Linked DNA regions of Homo sapiens: all the other regions are linked to region 2. The links are chromatin contacts, found by Hi-C or POLR2A ChIA-PET in ENCODE. All regions are on one chromosome and are shown on one strand. The core of a region is the stretch at or near the end of the contact, and the rest is flanking DNA. Distances in the headings are between cores, read along the strand shown. Region 1 holds the start of GIMAP5 (GTPase, IMAP family member 5). Region 2 holds the start of LINC00996 (long intergenic non-protein coding RNA 996). Region 3 has its middle 46 kb from the start of AOC1.

Region 1 (2,700 bases), core at 167-2,666, 300 kb before region 2:
ATTATAAAAGAACTGAATAGAGCGTGGTGGACACACCGTAGGCTTGAAGGAATGTGATACGTGTTGGTCTACAGGGCAGACAAAAGTGGAGGAATTGAGAATGAAGACAGGCGTCTTCTCCAAAGGAAAAATTTTACTAATCGTCCCACAAAAGAGACCAAAGTTCATGAGAGATTGGAAGGCAGTGTGCAAGCAAGACAGTAGCAGCCTCTGGCAAGCTGGTGGGAGGGTCTGGCTCAGGGAAAAGGGTGAAGCAAATGAACAAAATGCACATTCCGATTTGAAAATTGCATGAACCTGATTTTACCATGAGAAGAGCTTATTTTAGCAAATTACAAGAAAGCAGCCTCTTCCATACTATTTTAGAAAAGATCAAACCACTTCTTGTCTTCCTTGTTCATAAGTATCTCCTTCACCCATCTGCCCCAGCCCATGTATTTCCAGGTATTGGAATCATGTGTTTTGCGGTTTGGTGTGCGTCCGGCAGGGTGTCATAGGAAAAATGTGGGGCATCTGGGGGAGCATGGGGTAGTTTTCAGAAGTTGAAAGTCACAAGACAAGGTCCACTCAGGGGTCTTGTTTGGAACATGAGGCTCCTGGGGTGGGAAAATATCCCACATTTGCCCTGGGGAGCCCTAAGAATCCATCCTCAGCTCCCAGGCTTGTCTGAGACATGGTACGTGTCTGGCTGGTCTGGGACAGGAGAAATTAGGAGGGTAAAATTGAGAAGAATGCCCCGGCATGCTAGGGGAGATGGGGGAAAGCCTATCACCCTCTGGGAGCTTCAGTTCTCCCATCTGTCCCACTGATGAGAGGATCAGTTCAGCCTTACTCCCTGAGAGTTTCATGGAGATCGACTTGGCTAAGTAATGGGCAATGGGGCAGCAAAGCCCGCTGTCCTGGGACTGGGCTGTGAGTGCAGGCACAGATTCTTCAGGCTGTGCTCCACCAGCTGTGCACCTGCTGATGCCCGCAACACTCATCACCATTGCCCCGTTTTACTGACCAGCGAACCCAGAAGTGAGGGGATCTGTGCAAGGTCATGTCAGAAATGAACAGCTGTGACCAAACTGTGATCCTTTCAATTCCCAAAGTCTCTGTGAGCATAAACCCAGTTCTCCTTACCAGAAACGGTTGTTGTGCCCTGTCCTCCAGGGTGGCAGTCACTGAGGCTCTGGCCGCTGGTCCTCTCTCAGGAAGGTGAAGTGGCAGCAGAGAGAGTCCTGCTCTGCGTCTGTGTGCGGGGATGCTGTTCACAGGGCTGAGGGAGGTTGAGCAGACGCAGTTAAGGAGGAGCCATGTGCTGGGGCTGAAAGCTCCATGACTCAGCTGCACAAAAAGAAAAGTAGAGATTATGGAGTGTGTCCCCCACACCTCTGCGGACTAGGACACCCTGGTGTTGGCTGGAAACTGATTGGGAACAAGACCCTGAAAACCAGCCGAATGCAGCGATGTGCTGCTTCCTTAACGGGTCACTTCCTGTCATGAGCCTGCCCTGGGACAGTGTGCCCCATCCCATTTCCTTTTTTTTTTTTTTTTGACTGTTTCAAGCAAGCAGTATTTGGAAGAAGGAGATATGAAGGGAATTACAGACTCTCCCACTTCCAAGTTCAGAAAAGGTCCCTAGTGACTGGAAAGTTCTGGGCAGCAGCTGCTGCCCTCAGCACCCATCACCGGGGCACCTTCTCCTCCCAGCACTCTTGGGCCCCTTCTCACAGGCTCTGCTTCTGGAAAGTTTCTGCTAACCAGGATCAGAAAGGCACTCTGGTCCAAAGAGGACCAGAACAAGCCCTTGCAGGGTTTGACTCTGGGCTCGTGACTGACCCTGGTAAGCTGTCTGGCACGTGATGGAGCCCACCCTGTGGGGACATTGTGGAGTCTACGTGTCAGTTTATCTGGTAAGGGTTGAAAGCAGGGTGATAGAACCTCTATTTTTGAATTGATTGCCATTTAAGGCTAGAGCAGTGGACATAAACCTGATTGCCATTTAAGGTTAGGGCAGTGGACATAAACCTGATTGCCATTTAAGGTTAGGGCAGTGGACATAAGGCAATTATGCGATGGAGAACACAGTGGGACTTAGGCGGAGGGCCGTCATGGCCCAGAGAATCCCCATATCCTTTTCTGTTGACATTTGAAGTGGGGCTTACAGTCATATGGTAACAATTGTCTAAGACTTGATGGGAAAACAATTTTAAACAATCTCCTGCTAGCCCAGAAAACCTCTCCACAGAGGCAGAAGAGAAAGAAAACAATTTTATTATTGAATGTCCATTGAACCAGAATGTGATCTGGATCCCAGACAATCCAGGAAGAGATTGCAAAGACGGAGAGGGATGCCACCTGGTTATACAGCCAGGCAGGTGCCACCTATTACACACGTGTTCTCAAGTTAAACCATAACTAATCCTCAAGTAAGAGGACTTGACAGCACCCTTTGACATGCATAGTTCATCCTAAATTCACTCAGTAATCATCTGTGTTGGCTAATTGTCTTTCCAGAGGAAAAGTAAACTTCTCACATCCTCTATGGCAAGAGGAAGATTTGCAACTCAGAAAGGTGCTGGCAGATGTCAGGCTCCTACCTAAGTTAGGCTCCTAAATTAGGCCCCTATTTTCACACAGAGACTGGGAGGTGGGGACGCTACCTTCCTTGATGTTTGCATTTCAAAGGGATGGCTTCCAGATGCTCTACAGACA
Region 2 (2,700 bases), core at 28-2,527:
CTGCAGCCTGCCACAGGAGTCACTGGACGGCCGGCCACATGTTGGAGCACTCTCACCTCACATGCCATCTCCACTAAGAATCTGACCTCAACTCCTGTGCCCAAGTAACCAATGTTCTCTTTGTTCAAAAACAACTCAACAACTCCTGTGCACTCCTCCTTTTGCCTTTATTTTTTTGAGACCAAGTTTCGCTCTTATTGCCGAGGCTAGAGTGCAATGGTACGATCTTGACTCATTGCAACCTCTGCCTCCCAAGTTCAAGCGATTCTCCTGCCTCAGCCTCCCAGGTAGCTGGGATTACAGGCATGTGCCATCATGCCCAGCTAATTTTGTATTTTCAGTAGAAATGGGGTTTCACCATGTTTATCATGCTGGTCTTGAACTCCGGACCTCAAGTGATCCACCCGACTCAGCCTCCCAAAGTGCTGGGATTATAGGCGTGAGTCACCACACCCAGTCTTCCTTGTGCCCTTAAAAGCTTCCCCTTGCCTCAGCCTCCTGGATGCGCCCATGGCTGCTGTGGCACGGGCACTCCGCATCACAATCATGCTGCTCATTTCCAAATAAATTCATCATCTTTGGAGAATCGCTTCTGTTTGTTATTTAGGTTGATAATTCTTCAAAAAAAAAAGTCTATGACTTCAGTGACAAAGAGGGAAGCTGGGAGGTCGGGAGGAAGGTGTGTTAGGAAGAATGTGTCTGACTCTGTGGTTAGTTGGGGTGGGGACCCTTCAGCCTCCTGAGTAGGAGCGGCAGGCCTGGGAACAGGGGAGTCTCCTTCCTAGGTCCTATTGCCTAGGCCCACATGATGCCTACCTGAGGCATATGCACAAAGAAAAAGTCCTTAAAATTTTGTTTTTCTCTAGAACAACCTACAGTCCTAGGGACAGACACACCATCCTCCTAAGTCCTATCACACCCTGGAAAATTGTAACAAAAAGGTGACAGTCTCCTTGGGGCATTGCCTGCAGCCTTAGCTAGGGGCCATCCTAGTTATCTCAATTACTCATCCAATTTGTGATCAGCCCTAAGTTCTGGCTCACTCTAGCTCTCTCCTTCGACTTCCTCATCTCCCAAATGGAAGTGACTACCCCGACCTACCAGGCTGTTGTGGGAACCGAACGATGTGGCAGAGAGTCCAGCTCAGCTTCCTACCGTTCCACGAGGGCCACTGAAAGGCCAGTCCTCTTCAGCCTGCAATGAGAGAGATTGAAAGTGGAAGCAGGTCTAAGCTCACAGAATCAGGAAGAAGGTAGAATGCTGAATACACTTCTTCCTCCAATCCCAAATGCTAGAACTGTGTTTCTATCGAAGTTTTGTCATCGACTTTTTAGAATCAGAAAAATGATTAAGAAACATGAGCTGAGATATGCAGGTTCCTTGAGCAAATAGGATTTTGTACAGCAGACACCTCCTGGTGTCTCATTTCCTGAGATCCCCAAAGTGAGAGATAAGAAAGCTGTGGCCGCAGCAGAGACTTGAAACAGTGACCAGAGACCAACTCTTCCACAGGAAGGTGTCTGCACAGAAGACTCACAGGGGCAGCTGACAAAGATCTGTCTATAGCCTGGTCCACAATAAAGATCAGGGGTTGGACAGGGTGAGACACCCAACACGGTGGCTGGAGCCACCCCCTGTAACTATCAACAAACTTGCAGCCCAAGGTCGAGCACAAATAAGTGGGCACAGAAAGACACTTCAGGACACGAGCTACAGAGAGGCAGCCACCTGGCCATCCTCCAGCTGCCTGAGGTTTGCAGATGCCCTTGATGCCACCCCCTATCCCTCCCAAGCACTCTCCTCTCCGTGCACACAGATGCTTAACAAGAGCACCTATGACTCTCCACAGACCAGAGCACCAGGGACACAGTGCCCCTGGGAGATGCTGCCACCAAGGCCAGATGGAAAGAACACCCCTGTGTTCTTGCTCCATGGTTGGCATCTGAGACGTACCTGCCAGGGTTCCCCAGCAGGATCAAGCTCAGTGGCCCAAAGTGGAAATGAACTTACCAGTCATCCTCCAGTGGCCTCCTCTCTTTCTCACTTTCCCACTCCCCCACCAGGGTTTCTCGGGATCCACTCTCAAATAAACTACTTGCCCTTGAATCCTTAATTCAGGGGGAGTCAAAACAAAGACGACCAATCAGAGACAAATATTAACCATAATGATGTCTATTACTCAGATAGGATTGAAATCAACTCAGAAGGGCAGGAATGTGTGAAATCTTCTCCCTTTCCCTTCTCTGCTGAGTAATTGACTCTCATGCCCTAGAGCCTTCTCTACCCCTCTGTAAGCACGTGGATTCAAAACTGAATGTCCAAGTTCAAACCCAACTCCCCACAACCCAACGTTCCCAAGTCATCTAGGGAAATTTGCTTCACCTCTTCAAGTCTCCATTTCTCCAATGTTAAGACAGGAGAGTCTCAGACAGTTCACAGCGACCAACCCACCCCTACTCGGCCACCACCCACATAACATCTTACTGGGAGATTTCTCCCATTGAGTTCAAGTTCATAGCTGGAGAATATGGAAACTGCACACTCACCATGGAAGATAACACCAAGAAGTCTTTGTCTTTCCTGTCTTCTGCTTTCATCATCTGCCCCCTCCCACCAGACTGTGTTTCTCCATGACACCCTGTAGTTTGGCCACAGCCAAGCGGATCTGAAGACCATTGCCTCCAGAAGTTGGCATGACGA
Region 3 (2,700 bases), core at 40-2,539, 470 kb before region 2:
ACCCAGACTGTCACCCGCCACCTCAGAGAGGAGCTGTGAGGACGGAGGGAGTCACTGCCTGGTTTGTGCACATGTTAAATGCTTACCCCATGCTAACTGATACGTGGAGGATGTAGGGATGGGTCAGATTCTCAAGGTCTTGATAAATCACGTTGAAAATTTTGGGAGCCATGGAGGCTTCAATCAGAAGGGTGACAGGGTTTGATCTGGATTTCAGAGCAACCCCTCTGGAAGCCGCGTTGAGGTTGGTCTGATGGAGGCGAGACTGGGGTCTCAGGGTGATGAGCAGTAAGTCATCATGGGGAAAGGAAAGATGGAACGAATTCAGGAAATGCTGGGAAGGTGGGACTCACGGGTAGATGGCAGAGGGGCTGTGTGGAGGGAAGCAGGTGCCTAGGCTCTCGGTTCTTGGCTTGGGTCAAGGGACATGATGATAGACCCTGGGCTGGGGAGCACAGGAGGAAGGGCTGGCCTGTGCAGGGGATAGAGGAGGTGATAAACCGGCTTAGACATGTGGAGTGTGAGGTTCTCACAGGACGTTTAGGTAGAGGTACAGGTCTTGGCGTGTAAGAGAAGAATATGGACATGGGACATATATTTGGGAGTCAAATCGGTTAAGGGGCAGGCAGGAAGTGAGCCCCAGTTATTGAGGTTTCCAGGGAATGGGAAATATGCTGGGTTGGCGCAGGGGAACTCCAGTGGCGCATATTCACATGTGGCTGACGTCGCCGTGAGATAGCCATCCTCATATTCTTCTTCTAAACTAAAGCCTGAAATTACTTGGGGGTGGCAAAGCCCAGCAAAAGAGCCCACCCCCAGCCTCCATGGCTAAGGCTTGGCCAATGAGTTGTAAGACAAGTGATGTCTGTGAATTCCGGCAAAGCACAGTGAAGGTAGCCATACCCTTCTCTGTCCCCTCCTCCATCCTACTGCCTGACTTGTATGAGATGGCTGGAGCTCTGGCAGTCACCGTGGACTAGGAGGCTGGGGGCTACATCCCAGGTGGAGGCCGTGAGGAGGAAGGAGGCTGCGTGCCCTAGGCCTTCATGGGGCCCCTAAGCCACTCAGGACTGTGTTTACAGAGAAACACGACTGTCTCTTGTTGAAGCCGCTGTGAACACATTTTTCTGTTCCATTCAGCTGAACTTGGTCCACAGGGAGCCATTTTGAGTCTGCCGTTCTTGGTCAAGCCTCACCCCGGGGGCATTTCCAGCCTCTGTTTTCTCCGCGGGATTAATAAGAGGCAGCCGTGCCCGGTCCAGTCGCCGCGAGGTGTTGTGCGCCACCTGGTGGTCGCGTGGCAGACAGCATTCCTCCAAGCGAGACAGCACCAGCGGCTAAAATGCAGCTATCTGCACCTCGAACCCAGCCCATCTTTTAGCCAATGACAAGCCAAGTGCCCCAGAGTCCTGCATGGCAGTGGACGCTGACAAGAACTCCAGGAATTCCAGATTGCATGGAGCTTCTCGGCTCAGGTGTGTTTTCGGAATCAACTGCGGGCAGTTTCCAAGGAGCCAGTTGGCGGTCCCTGCGTCTCCTCGTCCAGGTCGTGAACTTCTGTACTAAAGGATTCCATGTGACCCCTCTGCTGCAGACTCTGGTCTCAGAGCAATAGTGAGAGCTGGAGAGAAGGGAGGGAGATGACTCACTGCTTTACTGAGCAGGAAATTAACACCAAGGGAGCCTAACCTGGCAGCAGCCTGGAAAAATTGGTTTGCGGTGGTTTGAGCAGTGGGCAAAGTGGGTTTATGTGGGCGAGCTTATTAACACTTCCTTTTGCTGACTGCGGGTACAAGCTTGAAATGGCCAACAGTGCAGCAAATAGAGACCAAGTTGCAAAAATGAGTCTTCATCTCACTGAAGTTTGAGAAATTGCAGAGGCTCGTGGAGAGACTCCTGGTGCCAGGACACGCAGGTCTCCACCCAATCTGGCCACTCTGTGTGTGACCCGGGGCCCGTCCTCTGTCTCCAGGCTCCCCTTGCTACATGAGGTGGCCGGAACACTGCCTGGGTTTTGAGGCCAAGGGTTTGTAGGTGTTGGTGAAGAGAAGGGGCCCCCAGGCTAGGTGAGGGGACCTCAGTTACCTCCCCCTTTCCCAATCATCCTTTTCTGAGGCCACCTTCAATTGCTACCCTATCCTAAAAGGCCTCGAAAAGCAACAGGCTCTGGTGTCCCGACATCTTCTGGTTTCCTCTTCTTTCTGTGAAACAACTGAGTCTCAGCTTTTCTCATTTGCATCCCCACCTGGCAGCTGAAGAGCCGCAAACAAAATAACACCTGCTTTACATGAAGGGGAAGTGACTTGGGGCTGGAGTGAGAGGTGGGCCCGGGTCATAAGTCCTTGTTTGTTTTCTTCTTTCCTTACACTGCTTGGTGGGTTCTTCGTGGTCCTCCGCAAAGAGGGTTTGGGAATGGCGGGTGTCTCTCTCACTCGGAGCCAGCCCCTGTCTCTCTTCTGCACTGTTCCTGAGCCTGGGGTGGGTGTCTGGAGCGAATGGACTGGATTCCTCCCCAGCCCCAGGGTCTCTGTCTCTGGTGAGGGGCAGGTGGCTGTGTGTTGAACAAGCCTCTCCCTCCTCTGATCCACAACCAAACACATACAGGGATGTCCCGGGTAACTCTGGGAGTGTCCCTGTCTCTGGCCCTGCATTCTGGGGTCTGTGAACTGCAAATTGCTAGATGGAGGGATCTGCCTACCC

The links. Hi-C counts contacts between places; a loop is a spot of excess contacts on that map. ChIA-PET counts read pairs that join two places held with the same protein, here RNA polymerase II (POLR2A). Pooled maps may share reads with other maps.
Region 1: a loop to region 2 is called in a pooled map, with 2.6 times the contacts of the local background. The contact joins the promoter of GIMAP5 here to the promoter of LINC00996 in region 2. A Hi-C loop is called at or near these places in 14 of 168 maps with a recorded cell type or tissue (CD4-positive, alpha-beta T cell, CD8-positive, alpha-beta T cell, GM11168 and 9 more), 2 of 37 single-sample maps with no recorded cell type and 18 of 50 pooled maps. POLR2A ChIA-PET finds 5 or more read pairs at or near these places in 15 of 52 experiments (CD4-positive, alpha-beta T cell, CD4-positive, alpha-beta memory T cell, CD8-positive, alpha-beta T cell and 9 more).
Region 3: a map with no recorded cell type shows a loop between it and region 2 (14-fold over the local background). The contact joins the enhancer-like site here to the promoter of LINC00996 in region 2. A Hi-C loop is called at or near these places in 1 of 168 maps with a recorded cell type or tissue (B cell), 12 of 37 single-sample maps with no recorded cell type and 14 of 50 pooled maps.

The regions. Positions count from the first base shown.
Region 1 is chr7:150,736,134-150,738,833 of GRCh38, reverse strand. GIMAP5 (GTPase, IMAP family member 5) reads right to left here and starts at 1,416. Exons shown (of 3, transcript NM_018384.5): 1 at 1,126-1,416. It overlaps GIMAP1-GIMAP5 (GIMAP1-GIMAP5 readthrough), which reads right to left. Exons shown (of 5, transcript NM_001303630.2): 3 at 1,126-1,329. RefSeq lists enhancers at 1,340-1,419, 2,295-2,700.
Region 2 is chr7:150,432,231-150,434,930 of GRCh38, reverse strand. It overlaps LINC00996 (long intergenic non-protein coding RNA 996), which reads right to left and starts at 1,277. Exons shown (of 4, transcript NR_034033.1): 1 at 1,102-1,277. RefSeq lists an enhancer at 1,037-1,136.
Region 3 is chr7:150,897,245-150,899,944 of GRCh38, reverse strand. No RefSeq gene overlaps it. Among named protein-coding and RNA genes, the nearest start is that of AOC1, 46 kb to the right of the region's middle. RefSeq lists silencers at 1,187-1,246, 1,264-1,424 and an enhancer at 1,130-1,424. Within about 2 kb of position 1,289, at least 4 of the 41 ENCODE cell types and tissues checked have a DNase peak (open chromatin) inside an H3K27ac peak, as active enhancers do; they include B cell, where a contact is called at or near this core.